2 separate regions of the Homo sapiens genome follow, and region 1 is linked to region 2. Evidence: chromatin loops called from intact Hi-C (ENCODE). Cell type or tissue: IMR-90. All regions are shown on one strand.

Region 1 (2,500 bases), 450 kb after region 2:
CTTCAAAGTTAGGTCTAAGCCCTTTCGAGATGCTGTATGGATGGCCTTTCCTTACCAGTGATTTTTTATTAGACCAGGAAACCTCTGAATTGGTTAAGCATGTAACCTCTCTGGCTCCCTTTCAACAGGAATTAACACAACTAGCAGAAGCCCAACCCCAAGAAACAAGGCCACCTTTATTTAACCCAGGAGATTTTGTATTGCTGAAAGCTCTCCCTTCTCTCTCTCCTTCCCTAAGCCCAAGCTGGGAAGAGCCCTACACTTTTCTTCTTTCAACCCCCTTGGCGGTAAAAGTTACAAAAATTGACTCCTGGATACATCACATTCAAGTCAAAGCCTGGAAGGCTGAGGGAGCAACTGCTGACAGCCTAGAGGAATGTCCCTGATATCAATGCAAAGAAATAGGAGATCTTAAGCTGAAAATCAGAAAAGATAAGTAAATGAGTAAGGGTTACTCATCCTACTAAGTCTCACCCCTAACTTATCAGATACTTCTGGTCATTTCTACATTTCCTCTCAAAATTCACTGTCAGATATTAGAACTTCTTTTTGGTGCATACTTGCAGGAAGATTTTGATTATCCATGGGATTAAATTTGTAAATTCATAAACCCCCCAAGGGAAATTCTATATCTTAGTCAGTAAAATTTTAGATGGAAATTATGTATTATGCCACTCTTGTGGGAACTGCTATACTCACTCTACTATTTGCAGTAGGACTATACACTGTGGCACCTGCAATGTGGAATTCTGGTTGCAAAATTTTAATTGCTGTAATATTCTGCCTAATTATCATGTTTGTAACAAGTAATTATATAATAATTACAGGAAAGATTTAGCCAAAATTAACACTAAAGTTACTCTAGCCACCCAATCCAATGTCACTTATCCTAAGAAAAACATTGCTTTTATATTAACGCTTCTGGTAAAGTACAGCGACATCTGGTGGAGGCAAACTAGTATTACAACCAATCGGAATGGCTAACAGCTGTCAAACCCTATTGTCATGGTTATGGCCTATACTACCCCCACTAATAATGGTAATCTTAATACTCATATTCGAGCCCTATATTCTAAATCTTCTTGTAAAATTTATCTCTTCTCACTTAGAAGTTATTAAACTCCAAATGGTGCTGCAGATGGAACCATGAATGGACACACCTTTCTTCTGAGGATGCTTAGATTGACCCCAGGAGGAGCCCTAGCTGTTTTTCCCCACACAACACCCCTTTTCAGCAGGAAGTAGCCAGAAAGAGTCGTCATCCAACACCCCCTAACAGCAGTTAGGGTTACCACTCCTGAGAGGGGAAATATGATAGAGGAGATAGAAAGGAATTATTTAGGCAGATAGTGAAGGTAAAAGAGTCCTCAGCAGGGCTTCCTTTTAAACAAAAAGCATCCCCCCAAATCGTTTCTTTTTTAACAAAGAGCAGTCTGAAAAATTGAGCTGCAAATATAGATAAGCAAGGTGGAAGCTTGCATGGGTGAATGCTGGAAGCTGTGCCAATAGAAAAGGGCTGCCTGGAGGACAGACATATCCAACATGGATGCTCCATCTTCCCTTTGTTTGTTACCACATGTACAATAAAGAAACAGGCAACATGGCACCAGCAGGCATAGGATCCAATTGCATAATAAAAGATTAGGGTGGGGACAGCCAGCTTTTCGTGCCCTATGCAAACAGCACACCTAGCCTTAACCAGTTTTTCACACCTTACATAAATGGCACATCTAGTCCAACCAATCTTTTTTGCCCAATGTAAATCAGGCACCACCTCCTCACCGGGCTTCTATAAAACCCCCCTGCATTTTGCCACGGATCCAGCAACCCATTTTTTTGGGACCCCTCTCTGCTTCATAGAGCTCCTCTCTTTTGCCTATTAAACTTCTGATTTTAATCTTGCTCCTTGTGTGTTCACATCCTTGATTTTCTTGGCATGAGACAATGAACCTCAGGTATCACCCCAGTCAATGAGGCCACTTCATTACCTTCACCAACGCATTAAACAGAATCTCACTCTATATCCTAAATTATGTGACGTGAAGAAGACAAGCACTATTCCAACTGTGCTTGATAAGTGGTTTTTTCAAAGAAATAAGACAATTCTCAATATTACTAAGGTTTTAAATTACAGTGTACTAAATAAATATTAGTTTTACTGTTTTCCCTCACCATTTTCCTATATATTCATAACCAACAGTAAGATAGTTTTTAATGTCTTCACAAAAAAATTTTAAAGGTCACAGAACAATTGTGATTTCTCCATTGATAATTAAAATTACTTTACAGGGTTTCAGCATGCACAGTCACTTTTAGGGTCCCGTGCTACGGTGCAAAGCAAGGACTGCTAATACATGCACACACACACAACACATACACACGCACACACCCCACTGGCTTTGATTTGCTGTTACAGTTAGGCCTTGAACAACATGGGAGTTAGGGGCACCAACCCCTACATAGTTGAAAATCTGTGTATAACTTTTCACTCTCCCAAAAC
Region 2 (2,500 bases):
GAATAATGTTTCCAATCGTATCTTTCCTATTTGGAGAGGGAAATTTCACAAATAGTCAATAACTTAGTTGGAAAATATGTTCTTACCTATAAAAATTATAGAAGGTTGAAGTTCTCGAGCCACAGCAAAAAGAGCCCTCACCAATTTCTCTCCTTCTCCCACCTAAAACAAAGCATTATACTGTTATACACATAAAATGCAACATTATTCCAGTTTTTTAAATTTTATGTTGAAAATCTAGCACACAGGAATTTAATTTCCCTTCCTTAAAACAACCAAAGATTTGGTTTGAGAAAGGGGAGAGTACTACTAACCGTCCCTTACAATTTTAGACAACAGACTGTGATTTCATACAGCCTGGTTAAGTGCTTTAAAAATTCATCTGTTTTGCTTCACCCTGCATTCCTAAGACTTGAGAATGAAATAGCTCTTCAGTCAAGGATATAACTAGTGAGAAAAGGGGAAGACTAGGGGAGAGAAAAAGACATTGTACATATTCTTTAAGCCCTAGATTACACGGTATATTTATAGAAGCAAGTAAGTTGGAATGTGCTCTCCTAAACAAAACTTGCGCTATTAAGAACACCGTGAAAAGTCATTCTCACATAAATATCAAAATTTCTTTTTTTTTTTTCCTTTTTTTTTTTGAGACAGAGTTTTGCTCTATAGCCCAGTCTGGAGTGCAGTGGTGCAATCTCGGCTCACTGTGACTTTTGCCTCCTGGGTTCAAGTGATTCTCATCCCTCAACATCCCAGGTAGCTGGGATTACAGGCGCCCACCACCACGCCTGGCTAATTTTTGTATTTTTAGTAAAGATGGGGTTTTACCATATTGGTAAATTCATTAGATAGTCTTTAAGCCTGCCCTTCTTTAAAACTTCTTCCTTCTGAATAATGTTTCCAATCCTATCTTTCCTATTTGGAGAGGGAAATTTCACAAATAGTCAACTAACTTAGTTGGCCAGGCTGATCTCAAACTCCTGACCTCAAGTGATCCACCTAACTTGGCCTCCCGAGGTGCTGGAATTACAGGCATGAGCCACCGCGCCCAGCCAATAAATATCAAAATATTTCCAGATAGTCCAGAAGGTCAATGAACACCCCTTGAGACATTCCCAGGTGCTGACACCATACAAAGGCCATTTTATACACCAAAGTAATGAGTCATGAGGTCTGTGATAATCTACTGTAAAAATTTTTCTGTCCTCTAGGTGGCATTTATTCTTTTTACTGAAGATTTAACTTAAAAACAAAAGAAATGTCACCAGATTTAGAATAATCGAAACAAATATTCTAGGCCGGGCGCGGCGGCTCAGACCTGTAATCCCAGCACTTTGGGAGGCTGAGGCGGGCGGATCACGAGGTCAGGAGATCGAGACCATCCTGGCTAACACGGTGAAACCTCGTCTCTACTAAAAATACAAAAAATTAGCCAGGCGTGGTGGCAGGCGCCTGTAGTCCCAGCTACTCGGGAGGCTGAGGCAGGAGAATGGCGTGAACCCAGGAGGTGGAGCTTGCAGTGAGCCGAGATGGTACCACTGCACTCCAGCCCGGGCGACAGAGCAAGACTCCATCTCACACACACACACACACACACACACACACAAAATTATCAGAGCTGAAAGAAATCTCAAAAGATCATCTCCTATGACATTAACATTTTACAGATGAAACAGGCCTAAAGTTATACTTTCTTAAGGTCAGTTCAGGATGTAAAAGTTACGCTAGAGGCCGGGTGCGGTGGCTCATGCCTGTAATCCCAGCACTTTGGGAGGCCAAGGTGGGTGGATCACCTGAGGTCGGGAGTTCAAGACCAGCCTGGCCAACATGGTGAAACCCTGTGTCTACTAAAACTACAAAAATTAGCCGGGCGTGGTGGCGCATGCCTGTAATCCCAGCTACTCGGGAGGCTGACGTGGGAGAATTGCTTGAACCTGAGAGTTGGAGGTTGCAGTGAGCCGAGATCGCACAACTGCACTTCGGCCTGGGGCGAAAAAGTGAGACCTTGTCCCAAAAAAATAAAAAGCTAGGCTAGAATCCCTATCTCCTAACTTCCACAACAATACTTTCCATTATACCATGTGCATAATGTGGGTAAACATGCTTTAATAACAACTTGAAGACCAGGCACAGTGACTCATGCCTGTGATCCTAGCACTTTGGGAGGCCGAAATGGGAGGATCACTTGAGCCCAGAAGTTTGAGACCAGCCCTGGCAACACAGTGACACCTTGTCACTACAAAAAAAAATTTTTTTTTTTTGAGATGGAGTCTCGGCTCACTGCAATCTCTGCCTCCCAGGTTCAAGCAACTCTCCTGCCTCAGCCTCCTGAGTAAGTGGGATTACAGGCGCCTGCCACCACACCCCGCTAATTTTTTGTATTTTTAGTAGAGACAGGGTTTCACCATGTTAGCCAGGCTGGTCTCGAACTCCTGACCTTGTGATTCGCCTGCCTCGGCCTCCCAAAGTGCTGGGATTACAGGTGTGAGCCACCGCATTC

The links. Hi-C counts contacts between places; a loop is a spot of excess contacts. Peaks named below come from ENCODE experiments on the same cell type or tissue, not always from the same donor. Only the 100,000 strongest peaks of a DNase experiment are listed, where the experiment ranks them.
Region 1: it touches region 2 in a loop (4-fold over the local background); 2 of 110 quality-filtered maps call a loop at or near these places.

What each region holds. Positions count from the first base shown.
Region 1 is chr2:31,686,960-31,689,459 of GRCh38, reverse strand. All of the region lies in intron 2 of LOC107985862 (a long non-coding RNA gene), which reads left to right. Among named protein-coding and RNA genes, the nearest start is that of SRD5A2, 110 kb to the right of the region's middle. In IMR-90, a CTCF peak has its summit at 937 (motif pointing left); no DNase peak of the experiment used is centred here.
Region 2 is chr2:32,134,225-32,136,724 of GRCh38, reverse strand. It overlaps SPAST (spastin), which reads right to left. Exons shown (of 17, transcript NM_014946.4): 10 at 87-162. Among named protein-coding and RNA genes, the nearest start is that of SLC30A6-DT, 30 kb to the left of the region's middle. In IMR-90, a CTCF peak has its summit at 1,186 (motif pointing right); DNase peaks (open chromatin) are centred at 424 and 1,154; H3K27ac peaks cover 372 bases.